Regions from separate parts of the Homo sapiens genome. Here regions 1 and 2 are each linked to region 3. The links are chromatin loops, found by intact Hi-C in ENCODE. Cell type or tissue: dorsolateral prefrontal cortex. All regions are shown on one strand. Each heading gives the region's core, and the rest is flanking DNA. Links, peaks and the distances in the headings are about the cores only. Region 1 has its middle 48 kb from the start of SLC9A9. Region 2 has its middle 19 kb from the start of DIPK2A. Region 3 overlaps SLC9A9 (solute carrier family 9 member A9).

The links. Peaks named below come from ENCODE experiments on the same cell type or tissue, not always from the same donor. Only the 100,000 strongest peaks of a DNase experiment are listed, where the experiment ranks them.
Region 1: a loop joins it to region 3, with 2.5 times the contacts of the local background. A loop is called at or near these places in 12 of 110 quality-filtered maps.
Region 2: a loop joins it to region 3, with 5 times the contacts of the local background. A loop is called at or near these places in 80 of 110 quality-filtered maps.

Annotation. Positions count from the first base shown.
Region 1 is chr3:143,890,982-143,902,032 of GRCh38, reverse strand. No RefSeq gene overlaps it. Among named protein-coding and RNA genes, the nearest start is that of SLC9A9, 48 kb to the right of the region's middle. In dorsolateral prefrontal cortex, for the core only: a CTCF peak has its summit at 6,026 (motif pointing left); no DNase peak of the experiment used is centred there; H3K4me3 peaks cover 700 bases; H3K27ac peaks cover 530 bases.
Region 2 is chr3:143,946,853-143,957,903 of GRCh38, reverse strand. No RefSeq gene overlaps it. Among named protein-coding and RNA genes, the nearest start is that of DIPK2A, 19 kb to the left of the region's middle. In dorsolateral prefrontal cortex, for the core only: CTCF peaks have their summits at 6,127 and 6,333 (motif pointing right); a DNase peak (open chromatin) is centred at 6,343.
Region 3 is chr3:143,770,620-143,781,670 of GRCh38, reverse strand. All of the region lies in intron 4 of SLC9A9 (solute carrier family 9 member A9), which reads left to right. Among named protein-coding and RNA genes, the nearest start is that of SLC9A9, 72 kb to the left of the region's middle. In dorsolateral prefrontal cortex, for the core only: CTCF peaks have their summits at 5,898 and 6,101 (motif pointing left); a DNase peak (open chromatin) is centred at 6,083; H3K4me3 peaks cover 523 bases; H3K27ac peaks cover 556 bases.

The sequences.
Region 1 (11,051 bases), core at 3,135-8,134, 120 kb before region 3:
ATTCTTCACCTATTCCTTTTCTTACCACACCATACCCATAGCACTTCCCAATTTGCTAATTTCTATGGATAATTCAAGGAGGGTTATTGCTTCTTATTGCAAGTTGTCTTGTATTCTAAACAGTAACCTGAGGGATGCACTCTGGATGACCCAAGACTTAAGCACTAGGAAGACACCCTCTGTTTCTTGCTTTCTGGGGTTAGTTCATGAAAGTAGCTACAGCAGAGGGAACAATGACCAGGTGATGAATAGCCTGATAATCTACAAGCCATTGCTTAATTTCCCACTGGATTAGTCTGGCCCTTCTCCCTATTATCTCTAAAATTCTAATCTCTAGCATCCTTTTAGTGAGAGCATCTCTTAGAAATTTGAGAATCCTCTTGTTTCTATGGAGAAACTCAGTATGACATGAGCATGTTCAAAGAGAAGACAGTTCTTTGAAGAATATTTTATTGATGAGGGTTTTTTTCCCCCTTAAGAGACATGAAAGGTTTGGTCTGAGAAACCCAAGTATTAGACAGAATCATTTATACCTTGGGATTCCCAGGAACCAAAGTGTATGCAAAGTCACAATACTCAGAAGGGCAATTTATTTATATTATATGTCAATTAGTAATATGCAGATGTCCTAAAATTGGTTGTGGTTATATATTGCAATAATTTCTAATCCATTACTCATAAAATGACTAATGAAATTACAAAATACAGCAACAGATCTGATTCCTCTGAGTCACTCTGCTCCTATTCTTGCTCATTTGCTATTTTTTCTCTACACACACACACACATACAAACACACTTTCAGCAATTCAGTCACTCAAAGCTGCAGCAGTTTAGAGATCAAAGTTTCTACATTTCCAGTTTGAAGTTTCCTTAAATAATTAAACCTAATCTAAAACTCACTTAATGTTTCATGAATCTTATTTGCATTCTTCAGCTACATTCTACCTGGTTCATTAAGTGGGGGATGATGGTGAAGAAAAGTGCTTGGGGGTTGATGCCTAGATAGTATAAGAAATAAACCAACAAGCCAAATTAAAGATAATGTTAATTTGTAACCATTGTTCAGTTAGTTGGATTTAGTTATTGTGATTCCAAAATGTATGCAACTGAATATAGGGCCAACCTTAGGGTTCCTGGTATGCTGCTTTGACTGATCATGTTTTGGGCTGTGATGTCAGTTTACTTTCCTGAGCCTGAAGGGAAATATTCAAAATGTGAGCAAGTTAGGCAAGTTACGTTACTTCTCAGAACTTCAGTTTCCCCATGTGCTAGTTTCTTAGCTTTCAAGTCTATAGTGAGAATTAAAGATAATAGGTATCTGGCCGGGTGTGGTGGCTCACACCTGTAATCCCAGCACTTTGGGAGGCTGAGGCGGGCAGATCATCTGAGGTCAGGAGTTCGAGACTAGCCTGGCCAACATCGTGAAACCACGTCTCTACTAAAAATACAAAAATTAGCCGGGTGTGGTGGTGCACACTCATAGTCCCAGCTACTCAGGAGGTGAGGTGGAAGAATCGCTTGGACCCAGAAGGTGGAGGTTGTAGTGAGCTGAGATCGCACCACTGCATTCCAGCCTGGGTGACAGAGCAAGACTCCCTCTCGGTGGAGGGTGGGGGAGGAAGATAATAGGTATCAAGTACTTAATGTAGTGCCTGGTACATAATAGGAAGTTGTTATTGTTATTAACAGTAATAACAGAGGGGCTCTTGTTCTATGATAAGAAAAAGAAACTAGTTTTGTAGCACAATTAGAATAATTAGAATAATAACCACAAACTACTTTTCATATCACTCTACAGGCAACATCGTTTTGCTTGAAATTCTCTAGGAATCATTAAACAATTCCAGAATGTTTACATCTTCAATTTTCTGGAAAAGTATGCCCTGAGAATATAGAATATTGACACTTTTTAAAAAAAATATTGTAGTGCCTCACATCTGCTCCAATAAATTAATGTTATCTTGATTGACACCTTTGGTGGAGGCAAATGTAGGAGCCAATGAATAAATTGACCCGATAACACATCGTTAGCAAAATTCTGTGTTTTTATATCTTTTACTTTAACACACTTTGAAACATGTCAAGTTTGTATTCCTCCTTTCTGGTTGTGCATGGTCAGTTACTGACCTTCATCTGGCACTTTGTATAATAGAACATGTGTCACTAAAAAGGTCTTTATATGTTAGTCCTGAGCAAGCTTTGATGCTGTGGCTGCTCCCTTTCTTCATGTGAGTGGCGCAAATGGGAGGACCAGTGTGAATGATTGCAAGCTGTCTAACTTAACAATCTAGGGAGGTAACACAATTGCAACAAAAGAAACATTTTGTACAGCTTTTCTTGGGTGAGTTATAGTATCTATAAAGATGGAAATAGTTACATATTTCTTTATATTTTTGAGACTAAAAAAGCTGTAACAACAACAAAAAGGATCACAAAAATGCAATAAATGTGTCCATTGGTGTGTTTTTTGTTGTTGTTTTTTTTTGTTTTTGTTTTTGTTTTTTGTTTTTTGAAACGGAGTTTCACTGTTGTTGCCTAGGATGGACTGTGTTGGGGTGGTCTCGGCTCACCACAACCTCCGCCTCCTGCGTTCAAGCAATTCTCCTGCCTCAGCCTCCCGGGTAGCTGGGATTACAGGCATATGCCACCAAGCCCGGCTAATTTTGTATTTTAGTCGAGATGGGGTTTCTCCATGTTGGTCAGGCTGGTCTTGAACTCCCGACCTCAGGTGATACGCCCACCTCGACCTCCCAAAGTGCTGGGATTACAGGCATGAGCCACCGCGCCTGGCCAAATGTGTCCATTTTTATCACCTGGTTCATCTAGTATTCAAAGACAAAAGACTGACAATGCACATCGCAATATTCTGTGATTCTCTTACTTGGGTATATTCCCAGAAATTGATGTCTTTAAAATCAAAAGCACTTAGGAGGTATTGATGTTAAATAATATTAGGGTGTCATGTTAGTCACTTTGTGCTGTCATAAATACCATAGAATAGGTGGCTTAAACAACAGAAACGTATTTCCTCATACTTTTGAAGCCTGGGAAATCCAAGACCAAGATGCCGTCTGATTCGGTTCCTAGTTAGGGTTTTCTTCCTGGCTTGCAGGTGGCTGCTTTCTTGCAGTGCCCTCTTTTTTGTTTCACTTTTATGTTAGTTTCAGGGGTACATGTGCAAACTGGTTCTACAAATAAATCATGTGCTGTGGGGGGCTGGTGTACACATTATCTTGTCACACAGGTAATAAGCATAGTACCCAATAGGTAGTTTTTCCATCCTCCTGCCCTCTACTCTCAAGTAGGCCTAGATGTGTATTGCTCCCTTCTTTGTGTCCGTGTGTACTCAGTATTTAGCTCCCACTTATAACTGAAAACATGTGTCCTCTTATAAGGCCACGAAGCCTATCAGATTAGAACCCTACCCTAATGGCTTCATCTAACCTTAATTGCTTCCTAAAAGCCCTATCTTCAAAAACAGTCACATTGAGGGTTAAGGCTTAAACATATGAATTTTGGGAGGACACAATTCAGCCCATAGCAAACATATTTTTAATACCAAAGAATTAATAGATTAGGAATAGAGGGCAAGCAAAGTCAGGGAAGAAGAGGAATTTTACATGGTGTGAAGAGTAAATATTTGTGTCTCTGTTTTTTAGTTACTGAAGAATGAGCTGCCCTTAAGTTTACGGACTTAAGTTTTAGTACTAGGAACAACCATTAAATAAGAAGCATTTCCTGGCAAGCTGTCCCACAGAAAGGTGTGAACTAGCATCCTTCTCACAAGTTTCCACAGAATTCTTGGCTAACTGGCATTGTTATAGCAACCAGAGTGTCAATGGAAGCAGTCATGGCCTTCGTAATCAAGTATCACTATGGCAACAGGAGCCTCTGGGAAGTAAAAGAAAAAAAAAATCTTAAACTGTCAACTGGAATCAAAGACGTTTGAAAAGGAAAAAAGGCGGAGGCTGAAATGAACATGAGGCTAGAGCAAGGGCCAGAGCAAAGAGAAATGATTGTACAGAAGCTGAACAAACAAGAGAGAAGGGAAACAATAAGCAAAACAGAGGGCAGAGACGTGGCTCGCATTAAGAAAGAGCAAGGCAGGAAGAAACGCAGAAACATAAGATAGTCAAAGCCATGTTCAAATGAGAAGATTCATAATGTTTACCAATTTTAATAGCCCAGGGTCAGATAAGCATGGAATGTTAAAGTCTATGTTGAAACTCTCTAGTATGCTAATAGAAGTATTGAAGAGATCTTTAGAATGAGGCCACGAGATAGTAAGAAAGGGGAAAACCATTTGTGGAGTGCTTTTGGCATAGCATCCTGCTGACTAGGAATTCTTGTAATATTTGGTGTTCAAAGGTACCACATTTGAATGTGAGTCTTCCTTTATTGGACAGTGTAATTGCTTCAGACAAGGGCACATTGCCATTTGGTCCATTACAAATATATGTTTTCTTCATTAAAGGATCTTAATGGATTTTTTTCCATGAAACAATTAAGGGAATTACTCTAATACTATTAAAAAGTACGTGGCAATGTCATTTGGAATAAAACATCTTCAATTGATATTTTCTATATTTTATTATCAGACAGGACTGAAGGTTTTTATGGCCCAATATTAACTTTTTGGGAAGGGAAAATATATTTTTTATAAAAGATGCCACTAAAATGTCAATACTTCATTTGTAGAATTAAGAAATGATTTTCATAAGTAAGACATTAAAAAAGGAATGAAAATAGAAATTATAGGTGCAGTCATAAATAGTCAAGAGAAAAATAACACAAGTTTGAGATTAAAACATAGAAATAAAACCAGCAGTCTGGGTGCTTTGCAGAAATCTGGTCCCACAGATTCTAATAGGATTTTTTTTTTTTAGACGGAGTCTCGCTCTGTCGCCCAGGCTGGAGTGCAGTGGCGCGATCTCTGCTGACTGCTAGCTCCGCCTCTTGGGTTCACGCCATTCTCCTGCCTCAGCCTCCCGAGTAGCTGGGACTACAGGCGGCCGCCACCATGCCCAGACAATTTTTTTGTTTGTTTGTTTTTCTGTTTTGTATTTTCAGTAGAGACGGGGTTTCACCGTGTTAGCTAGGATGGTCTCGGTCTCCTGACCTCGTGATCCGCCTGCCTCGGCTTCCCAAAGCGCTGGGATTACAGGCATGAGCCACACTGCACCCGGCCTATAATAGGATTTTTTTTTTAAAAAAATGACAGGCATTTCTTTCACGGTATTTTGGGTGTGATTTGCTAAAATGGCAAGGGGTGGTTTGTGGTCATTGTTTCTTCAGCTAAGAATAAGTCCACTGGTTGACAGCCAGGATGAGGAAACCTCTTTAGGAAGGCCCAAGTATTCAGGCGGAGGCCCTGCTGACATGCCTTCATCAGAAGTACAGACCAAGTCACAGATCACATCACAGAACCATCATCTATCTGACCTTTGGGATCCATCCCATAAGCTTGGGTGCCAACAATGACTGCCTCTTTCTGAGAGTTCATGATTCAAAAACCAATACAAACCTTTTTACTGGATAATCCTCAGTTTAAAATATGGGTTTTTAAAAAATATTGCAGCTATGTTTTTGAATTTTTTTCTATTTCTCTACAAACATACACACCAAGCATCATTTGTAAAATATGTATAAAATTCAATGAAATACATAAATGACCAAAATTCTAAATGTTCTAGATACATGAGAAGTGAAATAAAAAATCAAAGAAACATGATTAGGAGTAAAATTAGGAATTGTACCCTTAAAAACAAGCTTTTTAAAAGCATAATGTGTAAACATAAAAGTACCTAAATTATAAATTTGCTACTTGTTGAATTATCACATAGGGAACACACATGTTTAATCACCTCCCAGATCATAATATGAAACTTAATGTCTTTTCAGTGATTTTCTAATAATATAAGAAAAGAGTTTGACATATTTTGCAGTCACATTCATTTACATTGTAAGATGGATAAGCAAAATAAAAAATATTGCACTGTGACTGTTAAGAATTTTTTGTACCATGTGCAAAGAGAGACCCCTGCTGGAACTTTTTTTTTTTTTTTTTAATTAGAATGTCTAAACCAACTCAGATGAACTGTATTGTTAAAGAAATGCACAGGTACACCTGAACTTAAAAGTTAAAAAAAAAAAAAAAACACAAAAGAGAAATAGCGATGACTCTGCAAGCTGTAAGATAAAATTTCTGAATACATTTTACCCCAAGACAAAGGAATTTTTTTTTTTTTTTTTTTTTGAGATGGAATCTCGCTCTGTGGCCCAGGCTGGAGTGCAGTGGCACGATCTCGGCTCACTGCAAGCTCCGCCTCCCGAGTTCACGCCATTCTCCTGCCTCAGCCTCCCGAGTAGCTGGGACTATAGGCGCCCGCCGCCACGCCCAGCTAATTTTTGTCTTTTTAGTAGAGTTTCACCGTGTTAGCCAGGATGATCTCAATCTCCTGACCTCGTGATCCGCCCGCCTCGGCCTCCCAAAGTGCTGGGATTACTACAGGCGTGAGCCACCGCGCCCGGCCGACAGAGGAAATTTTTAACCTCTCCACAAGAAAATTTCCACAGCAGGGGAGATTTTGGGGTTTTCTTTGATATGTTTTTCTCTGCTTATTTTCTTTTGATCTCCAAGCTTGAGTAACAATAGGTTCTAGCTGTTATCTGCCTGTCTTGACATATCTGCGGAGGTGGTAATTGACCCCAAAGTGAAAACCAGAGGTTCACAGTCAGATGGATCCATATCACTTACACTTTCTCTACTATGTGACTTGATTTATTCCAAAGTTCAGTACTGCATATTCGCTCTTTACTGGGATTTTCCTGGTGATATATTGGGAGTGTGTGGATGTAAAGGATGGAAACTGGATTTCCAGTCAGTCTCTTGTGGTGAGGTGGGCCAGTGAAGACAACAAGCAAGAGAATCTGGAATTGGAGCAATAAATGCATGGGTGTTGTCCTGCCTGAAGTGGAAAGGTAAAGGCTGGAACAATTCCCTGTCCCAACTCCCAAGCCCTTGTGAAGGTTTTGAGGGTTCCTTAGGCAGAAAATGTGGCATGCCCAGAGGGATTCAGGTGCATAAGACATGGAAATGATAAAACTTTTAGAACCTGAACTGCTCTAATTTTACCTAAAGCTCCCCACAAACCCCACTCCATGCATAGCTTCTCTATGTTTCCTCTCTCAGAAAAATACTACAAAAAAGCCCTCCGCTCCCCACAAACCCAGGATGTTACCATATTCACATCTCCTTCTGCTTCACTTGGACCACCAGTCATCAAATTCTGTTGATCCCCAATTCTTAACATGTTCCGTATCCATTTATTTCGGCTTCTGAAATGCTCTGGGGCTGCTCCGTGAAGTTGTAATTTTTCACCTGGACCACCATGACAGTCTAGGAATTGGTGCCTTGACCTTATCAATTCTTCAAATAGCAGGGATAAAATCATAGCTCTCTTATGATTCAAATATTTCATCTCAGTTCTTTTGAGGTCAAAACTTCTTGGTACAACATAAAAGGCCCGTTCTGATCTGGAAACATCTTAGGGTTTTCGTTCTATCTCTTGGTAGACACTTCCCCACCTTTCTATACTCAGACATTCCTAGCTGCTTGGGGTTTTCTGACAATATCTGCATATGCTCTTCTAACAGGAATACCCTTTGCCTGTTATTTACCATGCCAACTGCTTGTAACTTCCTCCGTTTTGAAGCTTTTATAATCCTTTGCTTCCAACCCGTTGAAAAGAACCATTTCCTCATGCTACAACTATAACCTGTACATACTTGTATGGTCACCCCTTTGCCAGTTTCTTGAACCTATTTATCTACCTGCTGCTTTCTCCAAGCTGGAAGGTAATCTGGGCCACACCTGCTTCTGACTGATATTCTTAGTGCTTAGCCCAGGGTCTGGCCCTAAAAGGAGCTCCTTAAATACTGGTTAAATATGTAGTAAGAGGCTTCAAGGACTGAACCCCAGTGATTCTGAAGGAGTGACTGCTAGAGATGTAGACAATTATTTGTTGTTTTAGCTAAGAAGTAGCCTAAATTTAATTTTGTGAAAAATATATTAATGGCCCTTTTGTTAAGCAAAGGTAAAGACAAATTAAATTTCAGAATGTCCAAGCCAGGACACAAAAAAGCTAAGCTGAGCTACATTAGCAAGTGCAGTAGAGTCTCTTCATTTTTGTCAGAGTGGCATTTTTGCAGAGATTATCATGGCATTCAAGGGGCATCACGCTAGAGATAGGTTGGGATAAGGATATAATGTTCCCCTCCCTTGTGACATGGTCAAAGACACTTACAGCTACAGGCAGTAAGCTGATCTCTAAAACATGTCATCCCCTTGGGCTAAAGAGACAAATGGGCAGCAGACCTGACCAAGGGAAGGAAAGAGTTGAAATATAAAGATATTTGCTTTTTCCTTTCCTATATTTTTATTTCCCTCTGTAAGCTCCAAGCCTTCAGTTGCATTAAGCACTCTAGCTGGTTTCAGTTGAGCTTTGGGGAAATATGTGAATAACATTGTCTACTCTCAGGACAAAGCAGCTTAGGAGCAGTCAGGGCATCTCATGATGTCCACTCATCTGGGCTGAAGGAGTGACAAAAAGAGCTCTTTCTACCTCTTACAACATCCTTATAAGAACTAGGAAACGTGCCCATTCTTCTTCAAAGGTAACTCTTTACTTGCCTCTGCCAGGAAATGGATTTGGTATATTAATTTGTTAAAACAAAACCCTTAACTCCCATCTGCCAGAAAACTGTTACAATAAATCTATGATGTCTATAATGAAAATGATGCCCCTTATATGTGGTGCCCTTGTGCATTACAGAATCTGCATAGCCAGACACAGCATCTGTGTTAATGAGAGAGACAAAATGCAAAACATTAACACGTCCTGAAGATCCTGAGTACTATTTGAGAGTGAGCCTGCTAATCATGGCAGGTGAGGGCTGACCAAGAACATTATCACTTCTGTTTACCTGAATGAATGATATCTTTAAACAATTGCATAATGTGTACATTTTCCCCAGACTAGGCTGCAAAATAGTCTGCTATAGCTATAGTTCAGGGCATCTACAATTACAGGAAAATCCCCTTTGAAGCCAGTCCAAGACCTTTCCCCAGATACTTCTTTACAAAAGAAAGGCCGAGATGTCTAGTCACTTTGTTCAAATCCAAAGAATTGGATTCCTGCTGGTTCTGACTTAATCTTTCTCTACTTAAAAGATGTAAAATATCCAGCATTTTCTGTTTATATCTGAAACTATCCCCTCTTACTTTGCAGGAAGCAAAGAACTGGAATGCTAAACCACACAAGGGACCAGTGTGAGGGCTAAGTGTGACAGTTGGCTGGTTGGCCTGTGGACTGTGAAATGCAAAAGAGAATTAAATTTTGCATTCTGGGATGGGGATGCTAGGAAGAATGGGGCAATATGGGACATGTGGTCTAATGGGAAACGTGGGAAAAACAAGCACACCAGAACAAAGGGTCTATAACAGATGAAGACTGACTTGGCAGGGTTAGGAGATGGAAGTGGAGGAAATACCCTGGGGTGACACGGCATAGAGGGCGACACTCTACCCAGAGAAACCCAGGAGCAGGAAGAGAGCTGCTAAGGCCAAGTGGGTTCGGAGGGAACATTTGTCACCATTGTGCCTGTTCAAAATCCAAACACTGTTCTTACTTGAGGTTAATCCAAATAGACGAGAGGCAGGACTCCGCCTCTCATCATAGCATCATAAGTGAGGCAGATGTTCCTTTTCCCAGTTCCCTGGCAGCAAGGATGTGGGATGTAGCCCAGTATCAGCCAACTGACTGCTCCAGCCCAGAAGTTTAAAATTTAGGGGTGTCATGCTAACTTAGCACAGGTTCCCTAGGAAACAAAGCCTGGGCAAAAAAGCTCAGATGCCATGTTTTTATCGAGGAGGTGCAATTCCAAGGAAGCAAAAGTGAGAGGGAAAAGGAAAGTGAGACAGAGGGAAGAAAAGGGAAGGAAAGGGGAGAAGGAAAATACAAAGTGATGCACCATTAGGCTACCCACAGCTCTCAAGAAGACACAACTTGCTGGCTTAGTTATGTGAGACGGTCCCTATCGAGAGCATGGAAACTGTCTTAGGGGCAGCTTCTGGGCAAGGCTCTGTGTATCTATAAACAGGTTGGACTAGCCCTCAAGCTGCTTTGGCTTTTTGACAAAGAAGCCATAGTGACAAGACATTGACCATGCAAAACCCAACCCCATCCAAGGGGGGTGCCTGATCTCCTACTTCACAGGTGAAGTGGGAGATTGATAAAATAAAAGATATGATAATGTTTGCAGTGGAGCTTTTCACACCATGAGCCATCTCTCTTGAACTGCCTGCCTGGAAAGCCAGGCACGTGGCACAAGCCTGAAGGTATGAGGGTTCAGCGGCTCTGAGTTGGTGCAGAAATAGGGTCTGGTACTAACAGATAGTCACGGAAACCAAGGAAGATTTTTAAGCACACATCTGGTATTCCAGGGTGACCATGCCAGCAGTGACATTGTAACAATTGCCCCCATAGCTAGGGGAAGATGGAAATGAGTGTTTATTTTTTAGTTCTCCATGGACTCTGTAAACTACTGGTCTTCTTTCCAATAAACCAGCTTTCAGCTTAAGTAACTAGAATAGAATTGATCACTTTCATAGCCCATTATCCTTTGGCTTGCAAAATGCAATAATACTCTTTGCTTGCTTTGGATGAGGTTCTGTGTGAGAACATTTATGTATATATAGGGGCTTGTGACAGACAAAAAAAAATTTTTACGGCTCCAGAATAAATCATCAGTGAAAACGTTTGAAAATTATTTCAAAATTTTAAAACACTGGGAAAAATGTGTTTTGCTGTTTTGTTCATTACAGAGTATGAACAAAGAAGCTAGCATTTGCTGGGGGTTACTCAATGTACCATGTGCTTTATGTATGTTATTTCATTTAAACCTCAGAACAACATATGCAATAGGCATTAAAAAGAGACACCACAGAGAGTTTCAACAGAGCCAGGACGGTACAAATACAATTAATAGC
Region 2 (11,051 bases), core at 3,633-8,632, 180 kb before region 3:
ATATATCATTTTCTGTGACCTTGAGAACCAGGATTCTCAGTGTGGAAGAGAGGAGATACAGATGTAAAATAAAAGAAGTAAAAGCCCTGTAGAAAAAAAATTTCTACAATCCTAGAAAAGAATTTATAATTTATAAAATCCTAAAAGAAAAAAAAATCACCAAACAGTAGCAAACAGCAACACTAGCTCCCAAAATTGCAATAAGAATATGTTCTTGTTACTGGATTCTGGCCAAAGTAATGTGGTAGAAGTGATATACCCACTTCCAGTTCTGGCAATAAAATGTTTCATGAGATCTTCCACTTTCTTGACAAGCTAAAATCAGTATACAAAAATTTCTGAGAGACCATAGGAGATAGCTTGAACTAATCTGTTATTTTCTAAATATGAATATATCTAGGTGATAGCTTATATTTATTCCTCTAGAGGGCATAGCCTTTTATACCAGAAGGTAGCTTCTTCAGGGGTAATTTTCTACTTTCTGAGGCCTGAGTATGGTCAAATCCCACTTATATATCCTTAAACTGCAGGTAAAAGGTAATACTGAAGTATTGCTGGGTAGTTCAAATAGAAAACATTTTCATTCACCTACCTTCTACCATGTAGTAATCCTGAATCATCAACACCTTCCAACTATTAATATTTTTAAGTCAGCCCAATCATTTGATGATAATTTCATTCCAATCTTGTCCCTTTGGACAATTTCTTTTTCAATACTGTGTACTGGCTCTTGACAAAGGGTTATTGTTTCTTGTTCTTCTGGATAAAAACACAGCTAATCTTTGCATCCTCATGGTATTTTAATTATAAACTGGTTGCTAACTCCTGGTTACCACTTTCTGTTACTAAATATATCTCACTTGTTTCTTGAAACCACTTTTGACATAGTTGTTTTTTTTTTTAATAAAATGGGGTTTTGTGGTTTTTCTCTTAAACATCTAAAGAATTTGTGGCTGTGGCATTTATATATATATATTTTTTTCAGATTGGTTGTTGTAACTAGTGATAAAGTGCTGAATTATATCGATGTATTAAAATGTGCCCTAAGCAGTTAAATAACACCACATTTTAGATTTCAAAATTCTATTGAACTGCTCTAAAATCTCAGACTTAACCAAATCACTGTTGACAAAATGATGGATGTTATACTTCTTTAAGAGTTTCCTTATGGGATTATTTAAAATTCTCCCTGCCTCCTCCCCCATCTGTCTGGAGTGCCTGTACTACCTTGACCCAAATCAAATATTGTTTTAGGAGTTTGGGTAACATAATGACCTCCTTTGTCTTTTAGGCCTGTGGCTCTGGTAAAGTTTGAAAGTACCTTATTGGATGTTAAAGCATCCCTTGTTACACTTGTAACACTGGCTCATATTCTCCAGGTTTATGTGTCTATATAATTCTCTATCTAGAATCACCCTATTGTTCTCTTAAAATGGAAAAAATGTGCTTTATTGTGGAGAGCATAAACATTTTTTTACTTAAACATTGTACTATCTGATTCATATTTACTTTTCTGCCCCTCCTAACGTCTTCTGGAAGACAGGAGACATAGCCCCTTATCCAACAAATCCCCACAAACAGTAAATCTTCCTAAACAAATACTATGCCTTGTTTACATCTGGGGAGTTTATTGAAATAGTATCTACATTCATTTCCTAGGCTGGCTTAATAAAATATCACAAACTAGGTGCCTTTAAAAAATTACCCAGAAATCTATTTTCTCAGAGTTTTGGAGACACCTAAAACCAAGGTGTTGGCAGGCCTCCACTCTCTTTCTGAAACTTGTTGGGAAATCCTCTCTTACCTCTTCCTAGCTTTTGGTGATTTGTCAGCAATCTTTGGCATTCTTTGGCTTGTAGATGCATCACTCCAGTTGTCTGTGTCTTCACGTGGTTCTCTCCTTGTGTCTCCTGTTAGAAGCATTCCTCCCTTTGAAACTCAAAACTCTGGACCAGCAAAGCATAAGGTGCAGAAATGTTATGCTTTTAATGTGTCCCTTCCAAAATTCAGCCATTGCCAAGTGATAGTATTAGGTGGTGGGGTCTTTAAGAGGTAATTGGGCGATGAGGGCTCCTCCCTCATAAATAGGATTAGGTGCCTGTGTGAAAGAGCTTGAAGAAGGGAGTTTGTCCCTCTTGCTCTTCCACCTTCTGCTATGTCAGAACACAGTGTTCCTCCCCTCCAGAAAATGCAGCAACATGGTGTCATCATGAAAACAGAAAGCAGCCCTTACCAGACAACTGAACCTGCCCGTGCGCTGATCTTGGACTTCTCAGCTTCCAGAACTGTGAGATATAAATATCTATTCTTTGTAAATTACCCAGTCAGTAGTATTCTGCTACAGCAACACAAATGGTCTACTGCAGAAAGGGAAGCAAAAATTTTGCTAGTGTATCACTAGAAGTAACTGGTGCCACTCCCCTGTTCTCTAGGAGGGTATTTATATCTAAATCTGTCCAATACATGGTGTCTTTTTCTTCCATAGCCAGGATTCACAGTTCCAGGAAACAAGGGGTAGAAATAGGAATTAATGCTATTGCTGTTTAATGCAACTGTTTCCATATTCTAAATGTTGACCAACAATAGAGTTTTGCTGACTATTTAAAATTAACTCTCATAAAAAAAACCTGTCAGCCATAAATATATCATAGTTACTAATATAAATATATAATTTGGTTGTTAACACTTGAATTTAAAGGAGACTTGAGTTGCAGTTTATTTGTGCCTTATTGGATGTCTTTACAGTTATTTTATTTCTCCCATCAGTCAGTGGAAAACAAAACTTAAAACTTTTTGTAAGTTTCCTAACAGATTTAGTCTGTCCACCTCAAATACATATGTTATGTCTCCATGAGAGAGGAAAAAAGGATAAAACAAACCACATTAACAGCTCAAAAATAAATAATAAACATCATCAGAGAAACAAGTACAAAAAAGAAAACAGGTAAGACTTTTAGACTTCATGCCCTTTAGTTTAAAATACTTTCCACAAATGTGTCCTAGTGAGGGTAGCATCATTGCCATTTGCCATGAGTTCTTGAGTATGAGATACATGACATTTACTAAAAGAATAGGGATAGTATTCCTTGATTTATTGTATTTTTCTTTCATATATAATGTTGTTGTTTATAAAATACCTTTACAAGAGTATTTCGCTTATCAACACAGGAGACTTTTGAGATAGATTGCCTTTTTTACAAATAAGGAAGTTGAGGTTCAGGGCAGTTAAACAATTTGTCTTCAATCACACAACAGTTTAGTGGCAAATTTGAAAATTAAAGTTCTGGTTTTTTCTACTATAACTCAGCTTTTCAACAATTTTACAAACTGAATATCCTCTTGTGACTATTATAATAGAATGTACTTGATGTATTAAAATTCTCCGTGGAAGCTATCAAAAATAATGCTAACTTTATTAACTAATTTTTAAAATACAATAGCATAAAAATAAATTTTTATTCATAATTTACTTACTAAAAATACTTTTGGATTGTTTGAAAATTAAAATACAGGATAAAACCATTTTAAGAGAAAACACAGTTATAGCTGAAAATGATCATTTCTTTGTCATAAGAAGACCTTTCTCATTATAGTCTAAAAAGACCTCATGCATCATCCAATATACTTTTCATGGTTGCTTTACACGTGCCTGCCAAGAACATTTTAAAATTTGTAGGGGGCAAGTTTTCTCTTAGGTACATTTTCTGTAGTAAATAATTGTAATTACATTATCAAGTGCTAGTATAATTTAGAGGTCACAGGTATAACTCCTAGAGAAGGTAATTCACTGTGAAAGGAAATGACTGCCCCACTTTGTTTAAAAACAGTCCAATATGTTAAACTTGAGGGGAAAAAAACCACTCCTCTCAGTATAGCTGATGATCTAAATTTATTTCTGCAGCCCTGACTGCTTCTGTGAACTCCAGATGTACATATCTGCCAAATGGTCCCGCCCACTAGGATGATCATTAGGCACCTTTAATTTAACATAGCCCTACTAGAACTTATGTGTCAGCTTGTTATCTCCATCTTGGAAGATGGATAAAATTAAAACATTCTTATTTCTTCTTTCCTTCACATCCACATTCAGCCTATCAGCAAGTACTGCTGGACACTTTCAAAGTCTATTCTAAGTCCAGACACTTGTTGAAACCTTGACTGCTACCACCCTAATCCAAGTTACTGTTATCTCTCACCTGACCTATTGAAGTTGTCTCCTAAATGCCTGTCTGCTTTTACCCAACCATTACCTATCACTCAGTCTCTAGATGGAAGCCAGAGTGATATATTTATTATGTAAATTGGAACATACCTGTTACTCCACAGCCCAAAACTTTTGAATGGTTTCCCATCACATCTGGAATATGGCTCAATGTCCTTACCTTGGCCTAAGGGCCTACATACCATTCTGGCTTCATCTTATACTGCTGTCCCCTTAACACTGGCCTAGTCATGCTGTCCTTCCAACTCTTACTAGGAACACACCAAGCTGGCTCAAGTCTCAAGGCTTTTCCACTTGCTATTTCTTTCACCTGTCTCCAGAGATGTTTGCATGATTCAGTTCTTCACCTCATTCATGTATCTGTCAAATGTCCTCTATGAAGCTTTTTTCTGATTGCTTTATTTAAATTGCAATGCTCTCCACCACTCAATTCCTTTTTACCCCTTTATTCATTTTTTTCCTTGCAAGTATTTATTTTCTGTTTTCATATGAATTGTCCCTCCTACAGGAATAGGAGCTTTGTCTTTTTCATGGCTCCATCCCCAGTGCCTGGTACAGTGCCCAGTGCTTAGATAGAAATAAACATTTTTGAGTAAATGGATGAATGCATTTATTTAAATAATTCGTAGTTCTAAAATTGAGGCAAAATGGTTTAATTTTAAAATGTGTAATGCTAGCTTAATAAAGAGTTATTTTGCTTTGGAAAAATTTCAATCAGCTAAAATTGTAAGCCAATTTGCTTCTCTGAAAAGAGTCGATCTGCTCAGTGAAACAAGCATTAATTGGCACATCTGGTGGCAGGTGCAGGCATTGCAAAGATAAGGCCTAAGAAAACCTAATTTGTCTTCATCTACAGCAAGCAGCTTGCAACTGGGGCCACACATTATAATCACCTGGGGAGGTTATAAAATTCTGATGAGTAGGCAAAACTCGAGAACAAGTAATTCAGAATATTTGAGGGATCCAATTGGGACATCATTAACTTTTTTTTTTTTAAGTTTCCCAACTGATTACAATAGATTGAGAATACTGAGATTACAAGATTGAGAATCACGGATGTGTTCTATGAGGTATGGGGTTTGTGGAAAACTATTCCTGATGCTAACACCAGTATGGAAGGTATTCAAATACCTGTTAAATGAATTAATGAGTGAGTGAATGAATGTAAAAAGTGTTGATGGCCAGTTGACCTCATGAGCACTATCTGAAAAACCATTCAAAGACATTAGCCTACTGATGCGGTTGCCAGATTTAGCAAATAAAAATACAAGACTCCCAGGTAAATCTGGAATTTAAATAAACAAGGAACTCTCTTTAGTAACATATATCTCAAATATTTCATGGGACATACTTATACTAAAAACGATACTATTTGTCTGTGATTAAAATTTGACTGGACATTCTGTATTTTATCTGGCAACTCCACATACTGATGAGGGAACAGTTAAGGTTCTCTTCCAAAAATCAGCATGTTATTATAAATTTTAAACAATATACTGAGGTGTATTGTAGAAGTATTAATTTATTCTCTTCTATCTTCAACAATACAAAGCTACTATAAAAACAGTCTATGCTTAGGAATAAATTTAATTTTGCCTTTTAAAGCTTTTAATGTAGTAATCATAAAAATGAGTTCTTTGTGCATTATAAATTTTCCAGATTAATTTGGAATTTAAATTCTTCAGAATCTGGTTTTGAATTGTCAAATCTAACACCCTAGAATGGCAAAAAAAAAAGAAGGAAAATTCAGTGTTTTTAAGACCTATGAAATCCACTCTCAACATGACCTCTGAATCAGGAACTGCATTATTGATACTATATCTTCAATTCTCATTACGCTCCTAGGCAATGTGAGAAAGACAGGAATCCCTCAGACTATAGAACTTTACCTTAGTTATTTTAGGCTCATTATACTGACCTACTAAAACATTCTCATGGTAATAATGAATAAGATCTGACTGTAATGCTGGAAAAACAAAACTATTGGAACAAATCAGTTGAATAATTAATAATGCAATCAGAAGCCTCAGGATACTGCTTTTTTCTTAAAGGACCCAAAAAGTTTCAATCAATCCTTTGCAAATGCCTGGTAAACATCTATCCACCACCAGGTGGCATGCTCACATGTTCAGAAATTCTCCAATGAGTGGGTGACACAAAGGGTCAATTATGGTACATCATGAGTATAGAAAGAATGGAATCATGAGAATGCAAAACAAAAAAGAAGGACTAGTCCTTAACTATTTGCACTTCTAGCATTTTCTTTCCAGGTTGCAAGGTATGGACTAGTCTTATGCTTCCTGCAGAATTTGCAAAGTGGCTTGCTTAGAATGGGTCAACAAGTATTTGATTTTATTTGAACACTGTATTTTATTGTTAGAAGACATTTTCTTCAAAACTTGTTCAAATGTAATAAAAACCAAAGTTCTTCAGCAGTTTCCCTGTTATATGTAATTTGTTTGCAGAAATTTTAGCAGCCATGCAAATGAACAAAAAATCAGAAGAGAAAAAAATGTCTATTCAAATAGAAATTCTAATCCATCTATTCCATAATATCGACTCTTTGGGTAAAGGCAGTCAGGCAAGCTATATATTTTCTGCATATCACTTGGGCTGACAATCTGCAGTGAGGTTACAAGAACACAGGAACTCAAACTGATTTTTCTGACATTAAGTACATCTGGCATCATGTTCTTTCATAAACATTACTACACCTTACTTTTTCAGCGCTTGAAAATTGACAAGGCCCATAATAGCTTTGGGGTTTGTCAGTTCCCAGCAGCACATACTATTTAAAATGTTTGATGTGAATGCAAACATAACTTTGGAATAAAAAATTTCAAATTTTGTTCCTTGAAGGCTTAGGGAAGTGGATCCAGGGCTGGAGTGTTTAGTTATATTTTGACTTTTAGAAGTTGTCTTCATATCTACTTTGCAATTCAGTACCAAGTTGGATGCTCTCAACTCTAGAGATTATACTTAAAATTATTTGGTTCCCTAAATATGTTTGTCAAATTTCAGACATATACTTCACTGTGGTTTTTAGTGCATTGATTTTTATTTAAGTAATACCTATGGCAATAGCAATAATAATAATACCTACGCCTTGCTGAGGCAGTATAGTAAAAGTTAAAGGCAAAGGCCCTGGGAATTTGTCTTCCTGGATTCTGATCCTAGTTCTGCCTCTTACTAGCTGTGTAACGTTGACAGACTATTTAACCTCTTTAAATCTTAATTTTCTCATTTGTAAACTGGAGTTGATAATAACATCTACCTCCTGGCACTGCACACTATATGAGAAAATATGTACAATTTCCCTTACCCCAGCATGTAGTAGGCACTAGATGATCAGTGGCTGCTCTTTGTAAACTGGAAGTTAACACTTCAACTAACTCATCTGTGAATTAGATATAATAACAGTAAAGTATATGACACTGAGCTTAGTGGCTGGCACATAGTCGATAAATAAGAGCTATTATTTCATTATTCTTTTTCAGGCACTATACATACCACGTCTCCAAGAAAAGTATTATCCAATATTATCTCCATTTTATTCGGTGGAAATTTAGGTTCAGACAAGCTAGAAAGTAGTTGGACCAACAGTCAAGCCTCCAGTTGGGTCCAAAGTCCCAGATCCTTTCAAGATAATCTATTTGGCTCTAATGATATGTTGAACCAAACACCATTCTGAAATTAAGAGAACTGACATTGAAGGACCAAGAAATATGTTTTATTTCAACTTAAGTACTCGGAACACTTCTCATACCACTTGGTTGATACTCTACTATATAATAAATGAAAAATACATTGTTCATTCTGAGTTTTGAGACCTTGTGTAAAACATCACAACCATTTCTTCTATCATTCACATAATTAAAATGCAAAGATTGCGTCACCAAAGAAAGAAAAGAAAAAAGATAATATCAAATTCTTTAAATTTTCCAAAATCTCTGACAGAGTTGTATACTTGTTTGTACCTCTTGGTGCACTTTAAAAGTGCAAGAAAGCTTACATTTTAAATTAGAAATATTTTTTACAAAGATGATACTTGAAATTATTATTTCTACCTCTAAGGCTTTGTTTTTAGGTAAAGTGTTTACAAAATGCACCTGCCTAAATATAAATGATTTAATCAGGTGGTGTTCTATATGTCTGGGGAAACATCCAGATGTTTGTGGTCTTAAAAAAAGATATTTTCAAAACAAACACTTTATTTTGCCACTTTTCAGCTGCATGTGCTAGCCTCACTATTACAAACTTAACAATAATTTGATTTTTAGTGTAAAATAATCTGAATTGTTTCACAGAGCAAATCCAGTTCAAAAAATATAAACTTTAAGTCACTTTGAAAACATTCTGGTAAATTAGAATGGAACAAAAACGAAAGTCTGTCTAAACCAGGGGTTAGCAATCATTTTCTGTCAAAGACAAGACAGCAAATATTTTAGACTTTGTAGGACACATGGTCATTCTTGAAACTACTCAACTTTACCTTTGTAGAGTAGACAGGTGTGGCTGGATGCCAATAAAACTTCATTTACAAAAGCAAGCAGCCAGTCATAAGCTGCATTTGTTTGGCCCAGTATAAAATACTGAAGATACCAGACACACTTTATTTTGGGTAATAAGTAAACATTTGCCATAATCTATAAGGGAGAGAAAATTTCAAAATGGTGGCATCAATCACAATCTAATTGACTTTGAAGACATGCTGCTTATGCTTCATTTGCTCCTTCCTCCCTACTCTTCCTTTTTTACTCCCCACTGTCTCCTGGAAGGCTGACCTTAACAGACTGTATCATCCTTGAGTTTTGGTTGGCATCAGTAGGAGATGAGAAGCCAGGAGGATAGAGAAACTTCAAATTTGAGGATGCCTTATCCAGACACAGATTCTTCACTGCTTGCCAAAACTGGACTGCTGTCTCCTAAGGGAATCTTGTACTGTGCACAAACCTTTCTCCTCTCTTCCAAACTAAAACTTATTGCTTCTCCATCTATTTCTCCAGGACAAGTTGCCTGCTGATTCTCATTTAGAAAACATCTGATAAGTCTACTGTTAACTAATCCTCAGGGTAGAACTTTCTTTTTTTAGGAGCCTTCAAGAAATGCCTTAAAAAGTAAGGAAAGAATTTATAAAGGTGGTACATAAAGCTGTTCTGCAGAAAGTGAGGGCAGAAGAGCCATTCTGGAGACTCTTACCATGGAGATAATTGTCCTTAAAGTCAACCTTGATGCTGTCAGTGAACCAAGATTTGGGGCACGATTTTGTTTTATTCCCTTACCAAACAGCATTATAGCTTCAAAAATAAGTGGTATAATGTCTGCTCATGTTTGATAATACTTTAGTGTTCTAGAGAAATTTTAAAATTTCTCTGGATTCTCAGGTGTTACATTACCCATGATATAATTGAGAAATTATAAAATGGAACTCAGGTGTAGTGATTTTGTTTCATGTTTTCTTAAAGGCAATTACAGACGTTACTGGTTTGACTAGCTGTGTGTCTACAAAGACTGCTTTTGAAAAAAATATATTTTAAAATTATGTTAATGAGCCATTTGGACTTCTTCCTGAAGTTTGCTTCTTAGAACACTAATTCTGAGTCTCTGTAGAAGATCTTGGACATATAGCCTGCTCTGAAAAGATCACAACGCACAGGAGCAGATTAAATGCCCTGGAAAGAATTGCAGTAGCCTATTGACTTTCCTCACTAAATACTTTCAAGTTTACTTGCCCAAGAAATCTTGATTTGAATGTGATATTAACATTCCATGGAAGTTTCTTTGGTATATGATGTGATATGGTTTGGCTGTGTCCCTACCCAGATCTCACCTTGAATTGTAATAATCCCCATGTGTCAAGGATGGGGCCAGGTGGAGATAATTGAATCATGGGGGCAGTTTCCCCCATACTATTCTCATGGTAGTGAATAAGTCTCACGAGATCTGGTGGTTTTATAAATGGGAGTTCCGCTGCACAAGCCCTCTTGCCTGCCACCATGTAAGATGTGACTTTGCTCCTCATTCGCCTTCTGCCTTGATTTTGAGGACTCCCCAGCCATGTGGAACTGTGAGTCAGCTAAACCTCTTTTCTTTATAAATTACCCAGTCTCAGATATGTCTTTATTAGCAGCATGACAACAGACTAATACATGCTGGCATAAGGTATTAAGATGTTAGATTTTGATCACTAGCAAAAAAGTCACTATTTCACTCAATTTTTTGGCATTTATCAATTGATTTGAATATGGATACTTGTTACTTTAAATGTTTGTCTTTGAAAAGATTTATAAGGAAACAATAATAATAAGACATTCTCCAAAATGTCTGTAAACACAGCCTTGGCCTAACCTTAAGTGTTAGGGCTGCTAAAGTCAGGTCACCAATACTGCTTGACAATAAGTACTTCCTACCCGTGTCCAACACCAGACTCGGGTATCACCACTGGGAAGCTTTTTGAATCCATTACCTAGTGACTTGCTACCTCCTTTGTGTTTCCCTTATTGCAACGCTTAATGGTAGTGTTTAAAGTTAGTGATTTACTTTTCCAATTGCATTCCTACTACACTATAAAATCTGAAGGCAGACGATAATCATCTTTTTGTTTCTAATGTTGAACACAGTACTTGCTTTTAGTAGATGCTTAATAAAGTGAATTATTCTGCAAATTCTATAGAAATAATTTCTAATCTCACTAGACATTTGAGTGGTGGTGTTCTGGAACTGGCGTGTACCAGATCATGAGAGCAGGTTTTTAAAATTTAAGGAATTTTGTAAGCCAGTTGATTTCACATTAGTACCTTGATGTTGCGCCATGATAAAAGTATTTACA
Region 3 (11,051 bases), core at 3,197-8,196:
CTATTTGCCCTGGGGTTGCATGTGTTTCCTCTAAAAATGTAAGCGTGATTTCAACACCTATGTGAATTTGTTCTCATTTTACTGGATTTTTCTTGGAACCTCTGTTGCAGCAGTTTGTGAAGTAGCTTACTCAATCTTTTCTTCAGCTTGTCATGGGTATTATATTACCTCCTCAAATAAGTTCTACAACGTATGAGAAATATTGACTACAATAATAACAATTGCCTGTATTTATTGTGCCTTTACTTTGTGCCAGCCACTACTGGGCCCTTTACATGCGTTGAGTTCATTTACTCCCCTAACTCCTCATTTAAAGATTTAAATTTCCCCAATTTACTTTTATTGAAACAATTCCCAACTTTTCGTTAGAATATTAAAGAGGTTAGCAAGGCATTTTTATGGGTATTTTTATTACTAGAATAGACTCTTATAGAATATTTTGTTAATTTACATTAGAAACTTAGCATTCTTAAGCAAGAGTGTCCACATAGAATGTGCAATGCAAATAGTGAACCCTAATGTAAACTATGGCCTTTAATTAGTAATAATGTACCAATATTGGCTTATAAATTGTAACACATGTACCACACTAATTAATGCAAGATGTTAATAATAGAGGAAATGGGGTGAGAGAGTATATGGGGACATATTTTCAATACTTTCTTCTTAATTTCAGGCAGGGGGATGTATTTTGAGTACTTTCTGCTTAATTTTTCTGTAAGCCTAAAACAACTAAAAAATATAAAGTATGTTAATTTAAAAAAGAATATTTATGTTATAAATTTTGTACACAATTTCTTTCTTTGACAGCAAATAGTATATACCAGATATTTCCTATGACCCTATTGCTCCAACACTGGATGAAAATTGAAGATTCTCAGTCCCTCTCTGAATCTAGGACTCTGTCCACTTGGCCAGTTTTCGTGGCAGCATCTTGGTTGACCAGTCATCCCCAACACTGTAGAAGGCAGACACTAGACAGCCATTGGGAAACTTTCCCTCTGATTAGCATCATATGGTGGCTCCCTTTCCAATCCCTTAGAATATGTGTTATGAGGACAATGCTTTCTTAACTCCCCATGTTTAGCCTTATATCTTCCATTTTGCAGAATGAATATTAGCCCTCTTGAGGTTTGTTTTTCCTCTTTTGGTGTCCAAACTACATTATAAACAAATCAATGATTGCGTAAAAACTTTTAATGAGTGATCCTTTTGTATCATCAATCCCCAATTGACAGTGATTCAATAATTCTATTTCTGAAGCTAATTTTCTCCATGGTTATGATCATAATATCTTCATTATTTTTTTGGTTGCATGTAATGTGCCAACGTCTTCTTCCCTCCAAATACTAACCACCACGTCATCACCTTTTACTAATTGGGCTATCTGGTCTTACATGCTATTTGTTTCAGGTCTACTTATGTGTCTAGTTTTTCCTATTGATTTTTTATAATTTGGCATCCCTTCACTGGGCTCTTCCCTATCCAGGCAAATATCTGTCTTCCAACATATGTAGATAAATTGCTTACATGATTGTGAAGGTGTTACTTTTAATTTGCAGCAAAAAGGTATCTATTCTAGGTTACAAACTTAAGGCTTCTACAGAAATCAATAACCTGATTATTTTACAGGTTATCCACTGAGCTCCACAGGGTTAAATACAATTACAGCATTATCCCAGCACAGAGAAATCGAGAGTGTAGGAAAAGGTAAACATTATCCTCAAAAGTACAAAGTAAATGGAGACTCATTTGCAAGAATGTGAGTGTTTATTGTGGATGGCACATGCTTTAGAAAATAATTTCACTTCAAGACCTTACTGCATACATAGGACGTCTACTCTAATGTTAGAAATATGGGCAAAATATAATAGTTTCATAGTTCTTTGCCCTCTTCACAATGTGTTTTCACATAGCTCACCATATTTGCATTTCACAACTATGTGGGATAGGCAGGGGCAGGAATTATCATACTTTATGCATTTTAAAACTGAGGATTAGGCCGAGTGTGGTGGCTCACACTTGTAATCCCAGCACTTTGGGAGGCCGAAGTGGATGGATCACCTGAGGTCAGAAGTTCAAGAGCAGCCTGGCCAACATGGTGAAACCCCGACTGTACTAAAAATACAAAAATTGGCGAGGCATGTGGTGCATACTTGTAATCCCAGCTACTCCAGAGGCTGAGGCAGGAGGATTGCTTGAACCCAGGAGGAGGAGGTTGCAGTGAGCCGAGATTGTGCCACTTCACGCCAGCCTGGGCAACAAAACAAAACTCCATCTCAAAAAACAAACAAACAAAAAACCCAAAAAACTGAGGATTAAAGAAGTTAAATTACTTTTTCAAATACTATTAGTTAATGTTTGTCAAATGGAAAAGAATATCATTTATTCTAATTCTTAGATCTCTGCAAATGCTTTTCATACTTAGTTAAGAGGCCTACCCTCCCTTGAAACTGACTGTCCTATTAATCATTCAAAACAACAGTAAAGTTTGAGACTTATGATAGATGTGATAAATAATAACAGTATAATATATGAATTTTTAAACATAGATTATTTCAATTGCCCATTAATCCAGCTGGGATACAAAGCTTCCCCATAAGACATCCCGGAGCAAGATCCAGAAATTATTATAAATCCAGTGAAATTGTTTAGGACACTAGAGGTATAAATTCATGTCATTGAAAGAATCTAACATTGGTAATAGCACTCTGTTCACAGAAGTTTGGAGAATTGAATGTGGGTAATCTCTAGAGAAAATTACATACACAGAGCATGCAAGTCAACCAGCATTAACTCACTCAATTGCAGCCCAAATTATACTTTTCAGGAGCTGGGTCTCTAATCTTTTCTTAGACTCAACTGATCTATTACTTCTATTGGTGTGCAGTTTAGCTTGGTTACTTCCAATGAATAACTTTTTGTAAGGAAATTGGTTTTCCTCTTGGAAAAAAAGGTACATAAATCTCCCCGAAGGTTTTTCTCTTTTTCCTTCTAAATTTAACTAATTTTCTATATATCTGATTAGGAAAATACAGCTACTTATAAAGATATTTTTTTACATGGTTTCCAGATGATTTCTAACCCTCCTTTTTTTTCTTCCTCCTTGCCTTCTAGTTGTATGAGATTACAAGGGATGTACTTAGGCACTGATACACAGTTCTGAAAACCGTCTTTGCTTTCATTGCCCCTGTATTAAAGAATTCCAGTATTCGCCATAGTGAAATTGCTGTGCGATATTTGTTTTAAAATTCCAAAAACTAAATGGGACTTCAGTTAAATCTTGAGTAGTTAATAGCTATTTAGATAGTTGAAGCATATTTTGAGTAGTGTTAATACACTTCAGACAATTTAGTTAGGAGCATACATCAAAGTTTTGTTACAGTCTTGCCATAAAGGGAAAAAGGCCATTAGTACAATCTTACTGATAGTGTTGTCTGTAGACCAGTGCTGATCTGTGAGCTCGGTGCTCCCAGATTGGGAGGAATAAGTACAAAACCTGAGAATAAGCATTTAAAAACATACACAGTGATTGAAATCATTCAGTGTCTGTTAAATTTAATAATAAAAGATTTGGATTTATATCCTGTAATGAAAAAGTGCCATTGATTCAGCATCTTTTTTTTTTTTTTTGCATTTTATAAAAGTATCAGTGACGGGCCGGGCGTGGTGGCTCATGCCTGTAATCCCAGCAGTTTGGGAGGCCAAGGCGGGTGGATCATGAGGTCAGAAGTTCAAGACCAGCCTGACCAACATGGTGAAACCCCGTCTCTACTAAAAATACAAAAATTAGCCAGGTGTGGTGGCATGTGCCTGTAATCCCAGGTATTTAGGAGGCTAAGACAGGAGAATTGCTTGAACCCGGGAGGCTGAGGTTGCAGTGAGCAGAGATCACACCACTGCACTCCAGCCTGGGTGACAGAGCGAGACTCTGCCTCAAAAAAAAAAAAAAAAGTATCAGTGACAATAGTTTGGAAGTAATAATACTAATTAATAAACTAATTAATGCCTCTTCACCACAGAGAGTTTGAGAAACAGTGCTGAGGGAGGCCAATTCAAAGATTTTCTCATGGTAGGTGCATTTCATTTAGAAAAAAGAATAGTTAGAAAATCATTTTTATGTTATAGCTTTAAAAAGTTTGAAGTTCACTAGATAGATCACTAGGTAGATAAATAGTTCACTAGAAAATAGTTTCTCAGAACAAATCTTAATTCTATGCAAGTTAATCAGAAAACTACTTAAACATTTTTAAGGAATGGCATTTTTTTCTCTAGAAGGGAGTTTTTCATAAAAGGATTCTGACTCAGATAAACTTTGATCAAAATTTTATTTTACTGGAGTCAGGCAGAAGAGAGAGTTTGATACTTAGAATTTGGTTTACCTCCATTCCTCCTGTCTTAAGCTTTCCATGTGGACTAAGTTTATTTGAGGCAGCTGATCTTCGAGTAACTCTGATTGTCCAGTTTTAAATAAAAATGGCTATTTTTCAGGAAGAGCCCAGTAAAACGGGGTTTCATTCATAATCTCTGTGATGGGTACTCCAACACCAGACTGGTATTTCTGAGAGAGAATGGGGTCAGAGAAGAGGCCACAAAATGCCCTTTAGTGACCCTATTTGTTCTCCCTAAGATCCAAATTAACATATCTTTCGTCAGATAGATACTCAGCTCCCAAATGTAAGTTATTTGCCCCCACAAAAGATAATTTTTATATTGAGAATATATTGTACCATTCCCCTAATTGAATTCATGAAATTGTTGTGATAGGAAGTGTTCACAATTTATAATCTTTTAAAAATAACTATATGTAGGAATACATTCTCCTCCATCAAAACAATATTCCAACCATGATTATATGTGAAATACATTCATGTCAAAGGGGAAATAAAATATTGCTTTAGAACATTACTTATGGTTGAAAAGATTCTGTTCTAGTAAAATAACCTGCCTTTATAGAGTTTCCTTGATTTTTAAATTAATATCTAATCATATTTGAGTCTTTTTCATTTTATTAATTTCAATTTTAGTCATTTTCTCCAATTAGACAATTTATAAAAATCCTTCTCTATACAGTTATAAAAATAGCTTTTATTTTGAATGGCATATTGCCCACTCTCTCACTTTCAAAAAAAGGAGGAAAGAATATCACAAATTATATTTCTCAGAATGAAAGTGTTGATTTTATAGTGCATTAGAGTTTGTTTTCATAACCTGCTTTGCTCTTTAGATTTAATATTTTCTCACTAGTTTATAACTCCACTGTATCAGTCCATTAAATCACTAACAAGAACATCACAGTACTGGGGGTAAATGCCCTTAATAAGATTTGATTTGAATAGATGAAGGAAAAATTCTATCGTTGGCCCAAAGTTTAAGAGTACTGTTAATAATGACCTTTCTATCTATTCCTTTCTCAGAGTAGGAATAGTACATAGTTTGCTATTATATGTATTAAAATCTTGCCAAACTGCCAATATTTTAAATAAACACATATTTGGAGAAAGTAGAAAACAATCATAAATTAGGCCAGAAAATTGTGGTATTTTAGATATAAATATATACTTTTAAATTTTGAGGGTAATATATTTTATTTAGAACATGATAAAGATAAGAACACGTACATTTCTTCAATGTCCCAAGGATTTGCATATAAGCCAGATTCATAGCACAGAACAAATTGGTAAAATTATCCCAGTGCTTTTTAACCACTAACACCCACGTAGAGTTGAAGCTAGATTTTAACGGTGCTTAAAGGCACCACGGTGTGTTATTGTAAGTTTAAATTTCAAGATTGTTTCAAAGTTAAAATCTCTTTGCCTATTGGAAAGAAAAGTTGGAACTTTAAAAAAAGGTCTGTTCCAATAAGCAGATGTGAAAAGCCATTTTGGTAAAATTATTTGCGGATTTCAGAGTCAAGCACACCCTAAACATGTGAAGAATGAAGTGTGGATTATATTAAAATGGATGTTAAACAGGAGGGGGCAAGTGTCACCACCTAGGAAGCTAAAGTTCCGTTCCAAAATCAACAGAATGAAACAATTATACCCGGTAAATGGTACACGGTACACCAGCTGCAGCTCAGCAGCCATTGGCTTTGATATTATGCCCTCTGGTGGGAAAATTTATAAATCACAATTTTAACAGTTAAACTGACTCAGTAAGACTGTTGTTTCTCATGTCAGGGCTATATGGCTTTATGTATAATCAAACTTCAATCTAAGGGAAAGTACATGACAATTTCTCCAGACAGAGTTGACTTAGGTATTAACTAATGTAACCTCTTAATTTTTCCTGGAGATAATAAATGAGTAATGAGGCATGAAAGAAGTAAACTATTTATTATTCAGTTCTCCAGTGTCCCAGGTAAGGTATTAATTACTGAATACCTACTAAGTGCCAAACACTATATAAGCATTGGTTCATTTAATCTCATCAATTCTGATTTCAGTCTAATCCTTTTCCTCTTCATTTTCTGTTAATTTAAGGTTTTCCCAGGGCTAAAATTCTATCTTTGGTCTACTGATACTTGCATATTCAGGCTTTAAGTATGTGGTTTTTGATCCCCTTAGAGAGGGGGTTCTAATCTAACTGATCTCAGCAGGTACGGTTCTCTCTAGTGTTAGGCTTGAGACCTGGAGTCCATTACAAAAATCAGCAGTGGGATTGGGAAATCCAACTCCAGGCTACCTATTCCTATGCCAGGTGAAGACAAAGGTTCGTGGTGGAGCACTACTGTGGGATTAGAGAAGCCAGAAAAGCTGAGGAGAAAATGAACGGAGGAGGCAACCGAGCAGTTGAGGCGAAGCAGACAGGGTCCCAAAGGGGCAGGGGAGCGCACTGGGTCATTTTCACCCAGCTGTGGTGTGGGCTTGTAGAGATAGTGCCAGGTCAATTTGAAAGGTTCCAAATAGGCCAATGAATATATGTATAATATAAAACTTTTTAGAATTGAAAGATATTACAATGTATAGTTCAACTTTTGATTCTCCAACATCATCTTACTTTTTTCCTTGTTATAAGTTATAGTATATGATACACATAATAACGTAAGAGCTAACACTTCCAGGCTACTCTGTCTTATGCTCTAAGCACTCTGCATATACAAATCCAGTCAGTCCTCACACGCACCCTAAGAAGTGGGCAGTGTTGTTGCCTTTAATTTACCTATGAGGAGACTGAAGCCCAGAAGGAGTAAGTGCCATCCCAAACATCACATGGCAAATGGGAAGAGCTGGGATTTGAACCCAAGCCGTCTGGCTTCAACCTGTGTCCCTAAACAGTACTCAGTGCCGGTATGAAGTTAGGTAGCATAATAATAAATCAAACTCCTGGAAAGCCCTGACTCAACTTCAAAAATAAAATATATCACTGGGCCCAGTAAAGGCGCTCCCACACACCTTTCCCAGACATCCCTTTTAGTTGAGTCAAGTCCCGAAAGGTGACGTGGTTGGCCTGTAGTTATTATATCTTGCTGAGTTTAAAATCCAACTGTTCAATTATATGGATGCTACGTAGTAGCATAAGTACATAAATAGATGTTTACTAGTTCACTGATTATTTATTGAGGGCAATAAAATAGAATTTTGCCTTATATGCATTTTTGGCTTTTTGTTTTAAATTATCCCCTTATTTGATGTTAAATAAACACATCTGTTATTGCATTTGCATTTGAAAAACTTTTAGGCTGTAATAGTCACTCATTAACTAATGAACTAATTAATTCACCAACATTTGTAAAACCCCTACTGAGTGGCAATCACCATGCTAGAGACAGGGATGCAATGAACCTCACACTGGAAATGGCTTGTACCACTCATGAGACCTAATGGTTAATGTTTCAGGAACTTTGTGAACAAGCCATCAAACACAACCATTGTTAAAAATTAGGGCCAGGTGTGGTGGCTTATGCCTATAATCCCAGAACTTTGGGAGGCCGAGGTGGGCAGATCACCTGAAGTCAGGAGTTCGAGACCAGCCTGACCAGCATGGTGAAACCCCGTCTCTACTAAACATACAAAATTAGCTGGGCATGGTGGAGCATGCCTTTAATCTCAGCTACTTGGGAGGCTGAGGCAGGAGAATTGCTTGAACCCAGGGGGCAGAGGTTGCAGTGAGCCAAGATCGCGCCATTGCACTCCAGCCTGGGCAACAAAAGCAAAACCCCATTTCAAAAAAAAAAAAAGAAAAAGTAAAAATTAGATTACATAAACATACCAACATATAAATTATATTAAAAACAAAGTTAACAAATACTAAAAACTCATAGCTTCCCAATTTTTTTCTATATTTTATTATTAATCATGCTCTTGAGGTTGTGTACATGTATTGTAGCTATATGGTGGAAATGCAACTTAAGAATGTGCTACTGAACATCTCTTCCCAACTCCATGTCCAGAGACCTCATTGCTAGCTTGAAATTGGCCATTGTGTGAGTACTTACTCCATGGACATTTACAAATGCTACAAATCAGGGCTTTTCCCCCCAAAAAGCCACTTATTAAACGTTTAGCACCACAACACTAGTTACAGTGAAGATTAATATACAACCTCTAGCAAAATACAATTATTGATCTAATGGGACCAGTAATTTGAACAATGCATACATCAAAAAAAATGTTTTAAAGGCTGAACAAAACTATCAACTCCACCATGATTTCCAACAATGATCTTCTGTATAGAATTTTGCATCTCATTCAGTTCAGCTCTGATTTTGGTTATTTCTTTTCTCCTGTGTCCAACCATGACCACTTAAAGTTTCATCCTTAACATAGTTAAAATCAACCCAATTTCCATGTTTTCTAAAGTTGTCAGTGTTCTCTGAAATCTGCAGATGGAAATGGAGAGCTGATATGACGCTTCTGAAATTGGCATCATCCAGGTGGGACTTTTGGGCAGTAGCGTCTATAACGTTTCCAATCACAGCTCTGTGACCTGTTTTTCACAAACCGGACTTGGGGCAACCACTCAGCTTATTAATCAGCACCTCACAATAGCTGTCATGTCTCTTCTTTAAGGTGAAAAGGCATCTGCGGTATTTATCTAAGAGTGTTTAAGTGCTATGGTAGTGGCTACAGTTCCTTCCCGGACCAGCTTGTGCTTCATCTAGGCAGAGAAAATTCTCAGAAACATCCATGGAGTCTCTGGGCTTCCATGATGAATTACACATGATTTAACCTGGAATTTGAGGCACTTCTAACTAGAACCTTCCTTCCCAAATATCTGTACTTGAATACATTTTAATCCTCAAGCCTGAGTGTACTAGAACAAATTTTTTTACTTTTTTCTGTAACTAAAATTATTTTCTGTTTTGATGCTTTACTATGCTGGGTAACTGAAACTAAGTCTCTTTCCCTGGGACCGTGTCCAATTCCTGGAGGCCTTGGAGCACGAAGGTGTCACAGACAGAGCCCTCTGCTCTTGGTTGTTAGTTGGGTACGCTGATTCACAGAGGTGATATACTCTGGATTTCAAGCATGTGTCCACACACTTCACTTCTACACCCTTGCTTGTCCTGGCAGCAAAGTAGCACCAGGGATGCCAGCAGGCTGGGGCATGTCTGTGCCACTCTCAGGCAGTGGGAAGCATTCTGCTCACCCCCCTCCCATTGTCCAATACACACACACACACACACACACACACACACACACATTCTGGGGATGCTCTGAGGCTGTCTTGGACTCATCTGCCCAGCCGCAGCTCAGCAGACCCTCTGACCGTCCTGAGCATTTCCTCCTCTGTCCTCCTGCTCAACCTGGAGGAGACCTGGAAAGGGGACTTCTTCTTCTTCTCCATCCCCTCAAGAATGAGATGTGGTCCCTTCTCCACCCCCTGGGAAATGAGACAAGGAGGTGAAGTCCTCTGCTTCCTGCCTCCAGGTAATGACAAGAGGAGAAAAGAGCCTGGGAGGGCTCCATTCCTTTCCCAGCAAGAAAGGTGACGAGGGACAACAGCAGGAGCACGGAGGAAATCATGTCTTATTAACCAAGTGTACTCCAAATTCCAGTAAAATTCCCAGATATAATTAAGGTGTTTCCTGCAGTTTAAATGACAAGTTAGGCTGAAAGAGGACAGTTAAATGTAGAGAATAAATCCCCATTCAGCGTCTTTAGCTGTACTTGAGCTTGAGATTCTAACCTTTCTCCCATGGCACCTTCTCTCTGTGACTTCAGAGTGTGTGTCTATGTGTGGGTGTGTGTGACTAACAAGATATTATTAATCTGGAAAGGCAGGCTTCATCTAATCTAAGCACTCCATCACCTTCCTTCTTCGGTTAACATCATACACTATACACAGTTGAATCATGATCTTGCCCAAAATGTCACAAAAAGAAAATAAATATCACAATGAATAACTGCATCTTAAAGAGTTGGCACTCAGTGAACATCGGTTCTATTTAGAGAACACTCTCCTCCCTGTTCCCTGCAGATGGTCCCATCAGCCTACAATTCAGGCCCATTAGGAAGCCCCCTTGCTTCTTCGTATTACTGTGTGCTCTGAATCAAGGCTCCAAGTAGAACACTACAGGGGAGGCATTTTCCCTCCTACAAACCTTTTAATCTCACCTTTGTCATTTGGATAGGTAGAAAATAATCTCTCATTGTAGTTTTTACTTACATTTCTCTTACTGTAAGGCTGAGCATCTTTTTTTTTTATTTTACTTTAAGTTCCAGGATACATGAATGTGCATGTTTGTTACATAGGTATACTGTGCCATGGTGGTTTGCTGCACCTTTCAACCTGTCATCTAGGTTTCTTTAAACTTGTTTAGGAGCTATTTGTATTTCCTTTTGGTGCATGGCCTTTTCCATATCTTTTGTCTTTTTGTGCTTTACCTATTAGGTTGCAGGAGCTCATCTTACGTCTATGAGTTTAGTCTTTTGTCATGAGAGTTGCAAATATATTTCCTGGTTTGTCATTTGTTTATGGAGAGTTTTTTTCAGTGATATTTTCTTTCATATAACTGACATTATCGAGCCTTTGTTTTGCAGGGTTTAGATCTTTCTCAGAAAGGCTTCTCCCAGTCTGAATCAAAATTAAACATCTTCCTCTTG